Linked DNA regions of Mus musculus: region 1 is linked to region 2. Evidence: chromatin loops called from intact Hi-C (ENCODE). Cell type or tissue: left cerebral cortex. All regions are shown on one strand. Each heading gives the region's core, and the rest is flanking DNA. Links, peaks and the distances in the headings are about the cores only.

What was found. Hi-C counts contacts between places; a loop is a spot of excess contacts. Peaks named below come from ENCODE experiments on the same cell type or tissue, not always from the same donor. Only the 100,000 strongest peaks of a DNase experiment are listed, where the experiment ranks them.
Region 1: it touches region 2 in a loop (4-fold over the local background); 8 of 42 quality-filtered maps call a loop at or near these places.

What each region holds. Positions count from the first base shown.
Region 1 is chr16:93,542,239-93,550,762 of GRCm38, reverse strand. No RefSeq gene overlaps it. Among named protein-coding and RNA genes, the nearest start is that of Gm30695, 15 kb to the right of the region's middle. In left cerebral cortex, for the core only: a CTCF peak has its summit at 6,801 (motif pointing right); DNase peaks (open chromatin) are centred at 4,783 and 6,838.
Region 2 is chr16:93,450,838-93,459,361 of GRCm38, reverse strand. It overlaps 1700029J03Rik (RIKEN cDNA 1700029J03 gene), which reads left to right and starts at 490. Exons shown (of 3, transcript NR_040494.1): 1 at 490-669. In left cerebral cortex, for the core only: CTCF peaks have their summits at 1,803 (motif pointing left) and 4,902 (motif pointing right); DNase peaks (open chromatin) are centred at 2,118, 2,412 and 4,925.

The DNA.
Region 1 (8,524 bases), core at 123-8,122, 91 kb before region 2:
AGTTTTGGTGTGTGCTGTGTGTGAGTGCTTGGGTATTTTGATGGGGTCTGAGTGTTGCGGGTGTGTGCGAGGTGTACTCTTTGATGGATTGTAATTTCAGTTTTACAAAACAGAAAGAGCCCTGGATATGTAGTTGTGCTAATGGTTGTACGATGGTGGGATGTACTCAACACTACTGAAGGGCACACTGAAAATGGTTAGATAGCTTGTCACAAAGATCCACTTAAATATTTTTATTATTTTTAAATAGTTGTAGGTGTGTGTCTGCTTGTGAGTGCCTATGACCGCAGGTGCCTGTGGCCAGAGGCCTCAGATCCATGGGAGCTGGAGCTGTAGGTAGGTTGTGAGCCACCGGAGCTGGGTGCTGGGAAGGCAGCAAGTGCTCCGAAATGTAGAGCCGCCTTCCCAGTCTCAAGGTACACATTTGTCATCTCGCCTCTCAAAAGGCTGAAGCAGGAGGACCGGGAGTTCAAGGCTGACCTAGGCTAGGTAAGCCAGACCTTAGACTCTTAACACAAGAGCAAGAGAAACAGGTTAGGATGTAAATGCCCCAACCCCTGTAAAACAAAACCTCTCAAGAACCAAAGGGCAGGCTGAGTTGAATGTCAGGCTCTTTTCTCTGGGGCTGCAGACTCAGTTTGCCTTTCTGTGTTTTAGGAGTTGCAGTGGAACCTGGCTTTGCATAGCGGCTTCCTGAGGCAGCGAGGCCACCTGACTTTATTCCCAATGAAGAGATGCAGAGATAGGAAAGCATCAGGCAGAGTCCTGACTCACACCCATGGCCCTGGCTTGTCCCACCCACTGTGTCCCCTAAGGCCAAAGTTGGCATTGCAGAAATCCCCTCTGCCTCTGTCTCTCCCCACCTCTCCGTCTGCCCCTCCCCCATTTCTCTGTGTATAGTGAGCGCTTTCGGAAGTATGAGCACTGGTAATTTCCGTTTTAGCAATGGAGATATGCCTGTTTTCCTTCTCTATGGCTGAAGTTTGAGGGAGCAAGGAGATGCCTGCGCTGAGCTTGCTCCAGTGGACTTGCCTCCAGCTGCTGTGGGACCCAGTTCTGACACCCGCCCATCTCCATCTGGGACTCAGGTCACATCCACAGCCACTTCAAGGTGAACTGCTTGCTTTAAAGTCCTTTGATATTTTGACTAAATCCTACGCCCCATTTGAGGCACTGGCCCATTCAAGTGCCAGCTGGGCCCTTTGTTTATGATTGGCTCACGTTTCCGAGCGAATTTCTTTCTGGAGACAGTGTTCTATGAGTCACCTTTGAAATGAGAACTTATCAGCTTAGGGTCAGGCTAAGTGTGGCCGTCTGAGGGGCCTGTTTCTGTAGTCTGGGTCTGTGTTAAACATGGAGGCGTGTCCTCGCACTCGCTCAGTCCCGGAACTCTGTGGTCTTTCTCCAAAAGGACAACATCTCTCACCTGCTTCTTTTATCTCTGTCCAGCTGCCGACCTGACTGTCTTACTGTTACCCAACTACTGGCTGGGAGTGTAAGTCTGAGTTTGATTGGAAAATGCTCTGCCAACACACACATCTTTCTGCTAAGAAAACAAAAACAAAAAACAAAACAACAACAACAAAAAAACCCAAACCAAACCAAACTAAACCAAACCAAACCAAACTAAAACAAGCAATGGAGACAGGATGGGATGTCTCTCTCTGTGTGTCTCCTGTGTCTTCCCCACCCCACCCCCCAGCTGCCCAATGACCAGACAGAGTCTGGCCGTGTCATATTTAAGACAAACAACGTGAATTCTCTCTCCTTCCCTCTCTTGCACACTCGTGTTTAGAAGGCAGTGAAAGCTGGTTTCTACTTCTTTTCTTCCTGGCAGTTGGGTGTATTGGGCGCGGCCCCTCGGGTTGTTCCCCCTGAATTTCTGCCCCTCATTTGTCTTTACAGTACTCACTGAAAGTGCCAAGTGTGGAGTTGTGGGAATCTGAGGGCTCCTCTTCTTAAACATTTCTTTAAGATTTTCTTTCTCTGTGGGGAATGGTATCAGCAAGCAGGATGCAGAGCACAGGGTCGGATGGACCAGGGTAGGAGGAGCACACACCCCATACCATCATGTTCCACGGTCCCGACTCAACTCCACCTCCTGGTGCAGAGCCTCTTCTTGCTCCACAGTGGTGTCTGCCATCCACTCAGACTCTCAAGAAGCTGAATAGTTGCTCGCTTGTTTGTTTGAAAATCTGAATCTGGTTGTTTAACTCCAACCAGTCAGTCCTGTCAGACATTCTCTGGGGGTGGGGATAGTTTAGAGGGATGAGAAATTATCCCAGTGTTATAACACGAAGATATTTTCTGTTGATTAAGTGCACTTTGTACAGTTCTGGCCATGTGGTGGTGACAGTATGGTGGTATCAGGAATGTGGTGGTGGCAGTGGTGTGGTGGCTTGCTTCTTTGTATAACAGGAAGATACTTTGGATGTGGTGACAGAAAATGTTGGCTTGTGGTTCTTTGCCTGTGGTCTTGGGTGTGCATGCCCTGGGCTTTACTGCTGACCAGAAGTCTTGAGGGGACAACTGGCCTGTCAACAAAGCATTTCCTCCTGGCCCATGATCCAGCTTAGTGTAGTGATAGCTTGGGGTTAGGGAGGCCTGTGTGTGGGAGACGGGGAGAAACTGTGCAAGCTGCTACAATATTCGTCCTGACCAGCTGTCTCTGGAGAGGATGCACAGTGATCTGGCTTGTAAATGGTTAGAAGGGAGCCAAGAGGAACATCTAGTCATAATTAGATTCCTGAAGTGGCTCCGGGTAGACAGTAGCGAGGTCAGAAAGTTGGGTATGACAGAGAATGTAAGCACCTGTCCCCACTACCTCGGTGAAGTTACAAAGCAGGTTGCATGGAACTCATTCTATTTTGTCTTTAACCTTATGTTTGGGAATAATCATAGGCTCATAAAAAATTACAAAAAAAAGTGTACAGGGGTGAGTGGGCTTTTCTCTTCTGCTACCGATGCACAGTCTGGGTTCCTTTGCTCCTCTTAGGCTAAAATTGTAAGTAAGCAAACAGTGGCGGTGGGACTTCTGGGTCTCTTTGTCCCAGATGTAGGCTGGACTAACAGACCCAGAGGCATATAGCTCTGAGTTCCAGATCTGGGTCCCCACGACTGGGCATATAGTCCCAAGCTCCCCACAAGAGGCGCAGGCTGGGAGGCTTCCTGCCCTGGGCCCAGACAGTGGGACCACCCTCGTGTATGGATCATAGCAGCAGGATTCCGTGGGTCAGGTCATATCTCTTAAGCTCTGGATGTTGGGACCCTTAGCTCATAGCAGCAGCTGGCATCAACTTTTGCTGCTGCCTCTTAACTTTAACTCTTTGCAGCCTTCCCTCATCCAAGGCCTGACTCTGCATTGTCTCAGCTTCCCCTTTCAGCCCAGCTGCCTCTGCTCCCTGCAGTTCCTGCCCTCCCCACCCCCCCAGTTGCTCTCTGCTGCTGAGCTTGCTACCAGTCATCGGTTACAGCAGCCTCTTCTTACCATCTCCACCCACTCTACCCAGGAGCAGAATTAGGCAACAGCAGATCACTCTAGATACACGCACAGGTGCCCATGTACGTACATGCATGCCTGCATATTCACATACACACATGCATGCACATACAGGCACATTCATGTTCACACACACACACACACACTTTTTCTCACAGTTTTTGGTAGTATTTTAAGGTTTCTCAGTAGTGACAACTGTAAAGTTTTATCTCTACTATGGAATGTACAGCCATGCCCCTTTCTAGGCTGATTTTTTCCCCCAAATTCCCTCTCTGTTTTTGGTTTATGGAAGCCAAACATATCTTAGAATTAATGGGTCCTGATGGCCGACCACAAATGGAACTTACGAGGATGTTATTAACATGTGCCAGCAATTTAGCTACAGAAAGGGAATTAGCAATCAACTCCTTTCTATCGCCAGCAATTAGAAGTGATTGACCTCAAACCGAGGCCTGAGAAGGGAGGAAGTCTTGAAAGCTGCCCATGTATGATGAGACTCTAAGACATCTTTTTAATTGGGATGCTTCCTGCCTTTGGTTGCAGAGGGCAGCTTGGGCAAGCCACACGGAGAGTTAGAATGCATAGGGCTTGCTCACGTGGCCCGGTGATATGATCTAACTTGGAATTCCTATGGCTGAAGTAAAGAGAGGCACAGTTAGATTTATGTTCCCTGTTGAGCCCAAGACATGGTATCCAGGCAACTCAAGCTGAACGCACACAAGATAGCGACCCTACCCCGCCTACTTGGTAAACTCCATGCAGGTGGTGGAAATAATACCTTGATAAATACGGCTGGTCACCTAGGACATTTTCCTTATATCAACATTTACCATAGGAGGTTCTCATGTCTTTGGATTTCACCAAGCAAACAACGCATCTCAGACCAGAAAGAGAAGCAAAGCTTTGCCAGGAAATGCTTGGCAGTAGTTGGCCTAACAACTGACTTGCACTGCTCGGCTATCCATGATCATTGGTCAGGGTGTTTGTAAGAGATAGCCTTGGGTTGGGGAGCACTGGCAGGCAGTCTTGAGTTGGGGAGCACAGGCAGTCTTGGGTTGGGGAGCACTGGCAGGCAGTCTTGGATTGGGGAGCACTGGCAGGCAGTCTTGGGCTGGGGAGCACAGGCAGTCTTGGGCTGGGGAGCACAGGGAGTCTTGGGTTGGGGAGCACTGGCAGGCAGTCTTGGATTGAGGAGCACGGGAAGGCAATCTTGGGTTGGGGAGCATGGGTTCCTCAGAAGCTCTGCCTTTCATTTGCTGCAGTGTTGTGTCTCTTGTTAGCATTCATAACACAGTGTTCCGCAGCACTGAGCCTCTCAGCACAGAGGCAATGGTTCCACTTCAGTTGCTGTTTGATGACCTGAAAATCCTAGCAATTGGCTCCATTATGGCTCTAAATAAAACGGGAGAAAACCCCTACAGAATACAAATTGACCCTAACTTAATCTTTCTTTTGTACAAGTAAACCACAGAATCAATAGATAACTTTCTTTGACAAATCAAACTTATTCTTTTAAAAAATACTTATTTTTTGTGTGTGCATGTGCCTAAATATATGCATGTATATCACATGTGTGCAATGTGTATCACATGTGTGCAGGAAGCCACAGGGGCCAGAAGAGAGTGTTGGATTTCTTGTAACTGGAGTTACAGATGATTCTGGGCTGTCATGAGGGTGCTGGGAACCAGATATTGGTCCTCTGGAAGAGCAGCAGGTGCTCCAAACCACCGAGCCACGTCTCCAGCCTCCAAACTAGACTCTTATTAAAAGTTTAAATTAGAGTTAATATTCTCCCAGTATGTTGTAGCTGAATTTGAATAAATTCTGGCAAGTGTGCTCTTGGGCACTTTGCAACTGCATGATCCAATTGGAGCAGGCTGCCTCTGTTGGTGGAGGTAGGACCTGATTCCTATCTGCACCTCCAGGGCCTGGCATTATCCCCTACCCATACCTGGCCACAAGTGTGTGCTGGCTACATTGACTGTAGAAAGGTTACAGGAAAATGTGTGGGTGTCGTTAGGGTGGAACCTGGAGAAGCCAGATCTGACTTTGGATCCCATCACTGTTCTTAGGCTGAGCTTTCATCCTCTGTGTGATGGAATAAGACACATCGCACAGTGCTCAGGGAATCAGGTGAGACAATGGTCTGCCCTGTGGGGATCACTTGTGACATATTTGCTTCTGGGCCACTTGTCCTCCCAGTTACAGGATGCCCATCAGAACAGGGCACTTTCCAGACCCTGTGGCGTTCCAATGCCTGGCATGTAGGAGCCGTTTGGCAAGTGTGTGTCAGATTAACAAGTGAAACTGGGCATTTCCCATGACATTATTATGGAAAGGAAGAGAACAGCTAAAGTGCTTGAGAAATAGAGACACAAGATCATTATACTGGAAAAAGAAAGGTATTGGAGAAAGGTCAGGCCTGGTGGCACACACCCACACCTTTCATCAATCCTAGCACTCAGGAGCAGACACATCTCTTGTGAGTTCCTGGTTGGCATAGAGAGTTCTAGGCCAGCCAGGGTTACACAGTGACATTGTCTTAAAAAAAAAAAAGATACGAAGACAAAAAATGTGATTGAAAAAATATTTCTAAAAGATGTATTTGTATTTATATGTATGGTGTCTTGCCTGCACATACGTATGTGCCCCAATATGTGCAGTGACTGCAACATCTAGAGGAGGGCGTTTGATCCCTGGAACTAGCTGACGTCATCCCTCAGGCTGAGCAACACATTCCACTTCTCTGCAGGAGCAGCGAGCACTTGGAGCCCCGTCTCTGGGTACTAAAGAGAGATGTTTTTTTATCAACACAATTACCTAGCTACATCTGAGTTTGGTGCATCCAGTCTATCTTTAGATGAATTTAACATTTTATCTCAGATAATATTTTTTCAGGGATAACACTTTTAATCTTAGATTGCATGTATATATTTCTTATATGTGTGCATATATATTTTCAATATAATTATGTAATCCTCTTTTCTGGCTCCTATGAGATGTGACAATGACCTTTGCATCCTACTGTTCCCTTCTTTGACCCTTGACTTCGGTTTCCTGCTGTGCTCTGTCTCCGAGATGACACACTATGACACACTTAAAAATATTTCTGAGAATTAGTGACATTTACTTGTCTGGGAATATTTTAAAGATGAAAATATTGATTTGGTTTATTTTTGTTTCGAAGTCACTCAGCTTTTAAATGATATACTAGTTTTCCTCCCTTCAAAATTACAAAAATCTGGCACCAGCTGAGCATCAGTTTGGAGGTCTCTTAAGTTCACAGTGGATGTGCATTTTGGAGACAACTCTCAAAGCTACCACTAGATGGCGAAAATGCTCTATCAAAGTTAATAGGGCCCTGGGTGTTGAAATGGGCTCTGCGTTCTTCTGGGTGTAGAAACGAGACACGTAGGCGGGCTGTGTTCTCACGGTTTACGTAGGAATTAGCACATGTAGTATTACAGTTCCTACTATTATTTGTGTGCTTCAGATGCTTAAAGGGGGGTGTGGTGTATGTGTGTGTGTGTGTGTGTGTGTGTGTGTGTGTGTGTGTGTGTGTGTTTTGGTACACTTGCATGCAGAGGCCAGCCGTCCATGTTGGGTATCTTCCTCAATTGTTCCCAACTTTATTTTTAACTCTTATTTATTGATTTAACTCAAGTCATGAGGCTTGATGGCAAGCATTCTGACCTGCTAGGTCATCTCAGCAGACTTATTTTTTGAGACAGGGTCTCCCGCTGGTCCTAGAGCTTACTGATTCAGCTAGACTGACCAGCCAGCAAGCTGCCAGGGCCCTCCTGTCTCGTCCTCCTGGGCACTGGGATTATAAGTGCACTCTGCCATGTTGGGCTTTTTACGTGGCTTCTGGGATTAGAACTCGGGTCTTGTTGCGTGTGAGGCAAGCTTCACCAGCAGGCTCCTCGCCAGCCCTCTGGAGGGTTTTAGTGTGACACGTACATTCGGCTTTTCCCTTTAAGGTGAACTTCAGGTTCCTACATAGCATCTTCCCTGCCTTTTCCAACTCACCCCACTCATGAGTAAATTAATAATGAAGATGGAGTGTATCAGAGACTGTCTGGTGCCCAGGCACAGGCTATCCCGTGCTATGTCTTTACATGTGAAATTCTGTGGTGTGAAGATGTTCACATCACAGGATGGCTGAGGCATTGGTAAGGCAGTGAGGCTGCTGCTCCTGTCTGGAATCTACGGCTCTCACACAAACACACTGACAGTCAACAGCCATGTATGGCTCTCACACAAACACACTCACAGTCAACAGCCATGCAGGGCTCTCACAGGAACACATTCACAGTCAACAGCTGTGCGTGGCTCTCACATGAAAACACTTACAGTCAACAGCCACACATGGCTCTCACACAAACACATTCACAGTCAACAGCCATGCATGGCACTCGTCATACACTGCCTTGGTTGAAACGTGAGTCCAGTACTTCATCTCTCTCTAACATATCAGCATCTGAAGCTACAGTAAATTATAGTGCATGGCCCTGTTTGCCTGCTTTCCCTGTTCCTGTCTGATCCTTTGCATGAGCTTGAGTCATTGTTTTTCGTGTGTGTGTGTGTGTGTGTGTGTGTGTGTGTGTGTGTTGATGTTGACTCCCTACAGAGTATTTGATGATGCCTGATGCTGGCGTCAGTTTTTATTGCTGCAATTGAGGCAGAACATGACTAAGATTCACAGTGCAATGTTGGTGCTATGAAATAGTGCAATGCACAGGCAGGCAGAGACTCGCCTGCTCCAGATGTTAGCGGGGCCAGACGGAGAAAGCCTGGACAAGTTGCACTTCATAGAGGGAAAAATCCTTTGTCTTTGGTCTTGTCCATTCAACTTGATTAAGTTGCAGACATTGTCTAATCAGGGCCTGTGACCTGTGGATGCAGAGATGCATATTCAATCTGGGATCTATGAAGGCTCTGGATTTTACCCTAAAAGAGTTTATTTCTATGCAATGGACGCTGCAGAAAACACAAAACTGCTGGGTCAGAGATGAAGCAGATTGA
Region 2 (8,524 bases), core at 127-8,126:
CTTCAGGCTGGAGAGGCAGAGAGGAAAACTCACGTTTCTAGAAATGTAGCGTCTGCCACAGTGACAGACATTTCGCTACCACCCACAACAGTGACAGACATCTCGCTACCACCCAGCAGCTGAAGCTCTCCCAAGGGACAGGGTTCTTGCTGGCCTGCTGGCCGCGTGGTACCACTGCCCAACTGTTGTGTTAGAAGGTGGCTTGTATCTGGACAGATCACACCACAGCAGCACAGCTCTATGAGAAGAGATTTACTGGGGAAAGAGGGGGTGAGGAGGAGGAATGAGGGGAACAAAGAAGGGGAGAGGGGTCTGGGGCCCTGCCTTTTATTCAGGCCGGGATGTAACCATGAATATCAGGTGCGCAGGTGAAGTGCGCAGGTGAGGCGCACATTGGGGGGGGGGGGGGGGAATGATGTGTGGCGGTTGCCATGGCAACAGACGCATGAGCGTCCCTGTTGCCTAGGGGTGACCTCATCGCTGGATTCCGAGGCGACCAGTTTCTGATGTCAACACCATTGCTTACCTTTGAGGTCTCTTTAATGTATTGTTATTTTGGCCAGTGGGAATCACTGCTGCTGGCGAAAGCATGGGGCTTCCTGGAGGAGGAGACCTGGTGACCCACAGGCTGTCTGAAATGGTCTGAAAACGAGCAGAAGTTAGGCCGATGTAAGTAGAGTGTTGTAGGCAGAAAGCACAGTCCCCGTCCCCGTGTGGTCGAAGACACAGGACAGTCCTGACTCAGAGGTAGTACGGATCACAAGGAACAGAGGTGGGGGGGGGGGGCACGGGGACGGAACGCCCTTTCTGACTCTCAAGATGGGCTCATCATGTTTGGCTCACGAGGCGCTGAGGTCCTCACTGAACTCAGAGGGAGTTTGAGGGAGTTTGGGCGTCGCTCTAGAGAAGATGGATGACGGTGGAGTGCCGTGTGATGCTGGTGCACAGCCCGCTGCTACCCAGGTAACCACGGTGGCCCTTGAACTCGGTTCCCCTGGACTCTCAGGACTTACTTGGGTGCCGTTCTCTTCTCTCTCAGCTGCCCGTCTAGGCTGAGTGCCGCCCTGAGCCCTGTGTTGGCCTCAGTACTCCATCAGGTCCAGCCCCCGGTCTCCTGCTTCGGTTTGTCTTTGTCCTGTGTTGGGTGTGCTGCTTGGACTCCTTATTCTCTCAGAGCGACCAATTGAGAGGCAAAGAGCAGAATGAGCGAGCGGCTTCCAGCACACTCAGAGTGAACCAGAGGCTGAGGGCACAGCCATTGTCCCTGCCTCCCATGAGGATCTATTTGAGGGGCTGGGCCTCCCTCAATGCCTGGTTTTGATAGGCCAAGAGCCATTGTAAATATATGAAACTGTCACTGGTATAGCCGAGAGGTGGAAAGGGAAGGGCTGGCTAATGGAGAGTCAACTGTGGACATCCAATTCTCCCCTAAAGGCAGGGTTGGGAGGGTGCTGGATGCAACAATGAGGACCTGAATCTAGATTGCCAGAACCAAGGGTAAAAAAACAAAAAAATCAAAAAACAAAACAAAACAAAAAACAAACAACAACAAACGACAACAACAACAGCAAAAAAACCAAAAACCCAAAAACCCAAAAAAGCCTTGCATGTGGCACACACACACACACACACACACACACACACACACACACACACACTTGAAGGGGCTGGAGAGATGGCTCAGTGGTTAAGAGCACTGACTGCTCTTCCAGAGGTCCTGAGTTCAATTCCCAGCAACCACATGGTGGCTCACATCCATCTGTAATGGGATCTGATGCCCTCTTGTGGTGTGTCTGAAGACAGCAACAATGTTCTCACATACATAAAACAAGGAAATCTTAAAAAACAAAAGCAAAACAACAGCAGTAAAACAAACAAAAATTCCCAACTACTTTGGAGGCAGGGAGACAATAGCTCCCCAAGCTGACTTTTTTTCCCCCTTCTCAAACTGTTCAGTTTGTCTGAGGAGGGGCACAAGTGGCCGGAGGCCAACACACCAAGGAGTGCTGACCCCAGCTCCCTGCTTCTGGGAAGCCTTGGAGGAAATCCTTTGGCACCAAGCAAGCAAGCAAACACACACCCAAACAAAACAGCAGGAGAAGCCCCACACCGAAAAGTTTCCACTTGCAAACATGTTTTTGTCACGGCCAAAGGTTTAGGATTGCAACATTTTGGGCGTCTTTGGCCCTAAACTCAAGGACTCTGCAGTTTTCCCAAAGCACCTAAAATAAAGAATTCTCTTTGGCAAAAACAGTATGTTTGTAAACAGAACGGTTTTATTTTTGAGAAACTCGATTCCTGCTTAGATGTAGCAGATTCTGAGTAAAGTCCCTGAGGCGATTTTCCATCTGCCTCCCTCGTTCCAGATTGTCCGTGGCGCAGGTAATGCTCATCTCCTTTCCCGCCTGTGTGTGGTTTTCATTAGCTGGGTGTGTGTCTGGAATGTGTGCCTGTTGGCCAACTGCCGGGTTCCTTCTGATGTTGGAGAGAAAGGTCCACAGATGAAGGAAGCCCTGGATGCTCCCAGACTGGGTTTCTCATGCCAGGACCCTGAGGCTGGAAGCATCCTAGAGGGGTCCGACCTCCTCCACGCATGGCCGGAAGCCTGCTTCACGCAGCAGCAACGTCAAGTCTGACCAGTTTGTTTTCTAGCTGATTCTCTAACACTTCATTGCTGAAGATGAGTTCTATCTTTCTATCCCAGCCACCAACGCATAATCTATTTAACACTCTGTCTCTATCAGCCTTGTTTGAAGGAAGGCGGCAGAGTAGCCAAGGGTCCCTAAATGAATAGACAAGGCCCCCGTTGGAGATGGAGATGTCAACAAACGGTTATTTCTCACCCTGTCCCCATGCCTCCTCTGTCTGTGTTACCTTTGTGTGTATTGTCTATCTGTCTCCCTTGCTATCTATTATCTACCCATCCATTATCTATCTGTCTGTCTGTCTGTCTGTCTACCTACCTAATCCATCCATCCATCCATCCATCCATCCATCCATTATCTATCTATCTATCTATCTATCTATCTATCTATCTATCTATCTATCTATCTATATCTCTGTCTGTCTGTCTACCTACCTCATCCATCCATCCATCCATCCATCCATCCATCCATCCATCTATTATCTATCTATCTATCTATCCTATCTATCTATCTATCTATCTATCTATCTATCTATCTATCTATCTATCATCTATTTATCTATCTATCTTTGTGTCTGCCTACCTACCTAATCCATCCATCCATCCATCCATCCATCCATCCATTATCTATCTATCTATCTATCTATCTATCTATCTATCTATCTATCTATCTATCATCTATCTGTGTCTGTCTGTCTGTCTGTCTACCTAATCCATCCATCCATCTATCATCCATCCATCTATCATCTATCTATCATCTATATGTATCTATCCTATCTATCTATCTATCTATCATCTAGCTATATCTATCATCTATCATCTATCTTTCATCTATCTATATCTATAGTCACCTATATCATCTACCATAACTATTATCTATTTACCTATCGTATGTATGTATGTATGTATGTATGTATGTATGTATGTATCTATCTATCTATCTATCTATCACCAATCTATCTCTATCTGCCATTATCCATCTCTATTTAGGAGAGAGAAGGAGTTATGGGAAATAACTTAGAGAATTTGCTCTCTCAATTAGGGAGCCTAGGAGAGGCTGTGATACACAGATAGAGGGCCAGGGAAGTCAGTTGTATGACAATCACAAGTTCAGAGGTTCCGGAGACCTGCAGAGGTGTGGATGGTATAACTGTCAGTCTGAGGCTGAGAGCCCTGTCCTAGAGCCCTGGAGTCTCTGGTGTGAATCCTGAAGTTCACAGCCCATAGTCCTGATATCTTGGGGCAGAGGATAGCCCAAATGGCACCTTCCCACCTCTTGTTCCATTTGGGACATGACGACTGCATAAAGTCCACCCACACTGAGGGCAAGCCGGCTCCACCCAAGCTATGAAATCAGGGAAGTCTTCTGGAACTTTCTCACAGACTGGCAGCTCAGTGATTCCTACGGGATGCCAGACACTGGGGCCTTCCCTCAGCACAAGAGAAAAGGCTCAGAGCCCACAAAGCAGGGGTGGGGGTGGGGGGCTACATATCAGTGATAGAGCTAAAGAATAATCATGCTTTATCCATCATCAGACTTCCTTAATCCAGCTAAGCTGGTGTTCCAAGAACTCACTACCACATTCCCATATACTCTTATCTAAAAGACTAAGATATGACATAATGCATGTATATACACTGTATGATGTGTGTGTATATCACATGTACATACTATGTGTATTTAAAACTCAACAGTTGACCCATCCTGGGTATTTTATTTAAAAGGAATGTTCTGCAGTCTAGTTGTGTCTATTTTCCTTTACTTAGCATGGTTCATGCACCTGTCAATCATGCCAAAACAAGTCTCCAACTCCTTTGTTCATCTGGGTCCAGTAGACCTTGGAAGGAAATGGGGTAGAGAGGCGTCAAAATGCCTCTGCCCCTTTCATCTTGTCAAGGGGCCCAGAGGTCTCCTAGGGTAACAGTGGCAGCAGGATGGCATCTTAAAGACTCAGGAGTGACCAGTCAGGACACAGTGTTAGTTATAGTTGCACTAAGTTCTTTATAAGCACACACACCAATGATTTGCATATGGCTTTTTTTTTTTTCATTTATTAGTGCTATCATTCCCACTGGCTGTGCTTTTTGTAGCTATTTTCATTTTTAAAATCAAACTGTATTTTAAGAACCTCTTCTAAAAGTGAAGGACTTTCTCCTCCTGGATCTAGAACCTTGCGTCTGCTAAGCTTTAGTAGCTGAGTCTGTACTGAGCAGATCCTGGGTGATCTCAGGCAGAGGTTACTGTATCAGCAATTCTTTGTGGCCACTAGGTGGCGCTCATGCGCTATTGCAAGTGGCTGCCGCGCTGCAAAAGTTACTTGGCAAAACTAATTGCCTTCCTTGTAGGTAAACTGGTCCTGTGAGCTGCAAGTGCCTCTTGGGTTATAGATTTCTCAGCCCCCTTCTCTTTCCTTAACTGCCTTCAAGAGTTTTCTTGACTACGGCCTCCTGGCTAAGCATCTAGAGTTAGGTCAAGTGCAAATACTGACTCTTATCATTGGCTGTTCTACGGCCTTGGGATTTGACTTAGCTTCAGTTTTCTCAGCCATAAAACAAGATGAAGAGTTCTACAGTTCAGCAGAGAGTGAGTAGCTCTGTGTTCAAGCACTCAGCATCCTGTGTGTTGGCATCTGCTGTTTTGTCATTTGTTACGGCCTCAGGGATCTCAGAGACGCTGGCTTAAGGACCTGTATTACCAGAATTGCCCAAAGATCTCCATACGAAGTTTCTGAGATCTGCATGCAGACCTTCCATTTCTGAACTTTTGGTGTGGGACCAGGGACTGGATGCCCAGGAGACGACCTGTTGATCTTGAGACTTCCCAGTCTCTACTGAATAAAGCAAATATTTGCCCTTTATAGGTTTATCCAGCTTCTGGTATTTAGTTATAGCCACAAAACAAACATAAGCTATCATAGCCTCCATCTGACAATGGATGCTGCTGGGGCTGCCCAGCTGTGTGGCTTTGCGGTCACTGAGTGACTGGCCATGGCTGGGTGTTCCACCTCTTCCAGTTGCCACGAGCAGGCTTGGAGTCTTTCTCTTTAGTGCTCTATAGCCCTTGCCACAACTTTCCAGTTTCTACGATCTCCCACCATGCCGCCGACTTGCCACGTTTCTCTAATACCTATTTATTTTTAGAAAGGAAGGAAGTGTGTCTCTGTTCATGTACGTTTGAATACAGGAAACCGCCATCAGGAATGTGCACCGACAGGACCCATCCTCTTCTCCCACACTGGTATACCAGAATTCTGTTCTTGGTTGTCGTAGTCCTACAGCAGATCCCCCAAACTCCACAGTTCTTGTGCTGGCTTCACCGCGATACTTTCTATCACGAGGGCCGCTGGATCACAGGGAGGAGCTACTGGGGCCGGCCACTTGCCCTGTAGCCTGGACCTTCTGTGGACCCTTTCCACTCTTTCCTCTCCCATCCGAACTGGCATCTTCTGTATTGTTATCGGGTTATAGGGTATGAAAAGTGTTCCCTGCTGGGAAGTCAGTGTCTCTCAGACCCCAAAGGAATCGACTAGGTGTGGTACATCCTCTGTCTAGGAAGACCAAGAGGCAGTAATTTGTTCTTCCCCTTGGCTAAGGTGCCCCAGCATGCCCTGGAACCCAGACCTTTTATAAGTGATGGCTGGGCTCTCAAATCCCCAGCAACATTACTTTTTTTATTGCACGAGTGTGACTTACCATTTTTGCCACGTCTGGTTCACATGATATCTTCTCCAGGCTGCCATTCTTCAGTGGCTCAGCTGGGTCTTGTCTCCTCAGACTATATTATGACAGGGGGCAGGGAGGGTATTAACACAGCCCTGGATCAACACTGTAAGGGAATACTATTGTCTCTTCTGAGCAAATATGATGGTCCCTGACCCTTGTTTTTGGCAGAGATGAAAAGAACTTGCTCCCCCAGATCAAAGGCTGCACGCCATGTACCTGAGCCTGTGATCTGTGAGGACGGAGCGTCTGGCAGGAGGCCTTGCAGCAGCTGGGGGCTACTTGTCTCAGTGGACACTATATGATCTCCCAGGACCCATCTGTTTCCCATAGGGAGTGAGCAGACTGTTTAATCAAGAAGTGGTTGGGTAGGGGCTGCCTGTGTGCAGCCTTGATGCTAGGGATTATTCTACACTTTACAGATTCTGATTCCTGCCCCTGCCCCTGCCCCTGCCCCTGGCCCTGGCCCTGCCCCTGCCCCTGCCCCTGCCCCAGGATGGGAAATTATTATGGCTTGGGCTAGAAGTGTTCTAAATAAAACCTTCCCCAAGCCCTGTTCACACACCAGAACACACCAGAAAACCCAGTGTGGGTATTTACCACTGTCCAATATGTATGTTGCTAGAAAACATCAGACACCTGGGGAAGCAGGTGGGTTCCTTAGCTGGTGGACCCAGCAGGCATCAGCCCTCGTCTTGTTGGATAAGAGTGATGACGAAGGAACGGTGGCTCGTGTATAAAGAGAGATTGTCAGGTTTTTAGGATCACTGTCTGCCATTTTGGGTCGGAAAACTTATTTAGGCCTGGAAATTGGACTAAGAACCCTCAAAAATGTGACCCTTATGTATCAATAGTCTTTAAAGAGGTGGTCACATTAAACTGAGGCCATTAATGGAGACCCTTATCTGAAGAGTTGATCACCCAGAAGCCAAGGAGAAACTAGTCCTGCTGACATCTTGTGAGATGGTTAATTTTGTGCCTATTTAGTTGGATGAAGACATGACCGCACAGCTGGTAGAACCTTTCCAGCATATCTACAGGAGGGTAGCATTTGGACAGACTGAAAGAGCTCGCATCAATCCCCACAGGCACCACCCAGTCCACTGAGGGTCCAACAGATGAAATGCTGACTCCCTCTTATCTTTCTGTGAGTGGGGACACCCATCTTTTCCCACCCTCAGACACTGGATCCTCCATATCCGAGTTGCAGTCTAGATTGCATACTGGCAATTACTGCCTTGTGCTGCCTCCCACCCCCATATTATGAGATCCTGTCTTCACAGCCAATCGCCGTGCACACATTGCTCTATGTGGGTTCTGCTTAGCTGAGAACCCTGGCTAATCCACTTGACCTTGGGCTTGTAGCCTCTAGGACCATGAGATGATTAAGCCACTTCATATGGCAGCTCACGTGTGTCAGACCAGATGACACCACCCTGCCAACCTTCTTTCCTGTTGTGTCTTATCATGGAATACCCAAGACTGTGTTTATAAAGAACAGAGGTGTCTTCATATCCCTAGAGGCTGGGATGTCTAAGGACCAAGAGAGCTCGCATCTGACCCAGGCCTCGGTACTTTGTATTGTATGGGGGAAGCTTAATCGGAGTGCGAGTTGGAAGGAGAAGAGGTGCTTAAACTCGCTTCCATCACAAAGCTACTTCCTTAAAGAAGGTTCAGCCTCTTTGAGGCCCTGCAGACAGAGTCCCGGGACACTAACACCTTCAGGTCAACTTCCCAATGCCTGAAGGACAAGGTTTCTGAAACAGGAACCTTATGGGATGTGTTAAACCACAGCGGTGGGCCCCATCCTCACCCTTTTCTGCTGTATGAATGCAGGAAGGCCTTTCCCTTCGGTGACCAGGAGGCCTCTGGGTTTGACCCATGGCGATGTGCTCAGCCTATGTCACCCTCTGTCACTCCCAGGCAGCTTCATCAAGGTCAACCTTCTTTTCTCTGTGTTTTTCTCAAGCAGCTGTGGCCAGCAGTGGCCGGTGTAGTGTAGTTTCTGACTCTGACAGACCACCATGGCTGCTCCCAAGGAGGGGTCACTCTGGTACCTGGGCCGTGGACTCTGAGGGGGACTTAGCTCTCTGGGTGCTTGTAGGGTACCCTTCTGTGGTTCAGGAAAGAATTCATCAGGAGGGGACAGAGGTGTCTGGA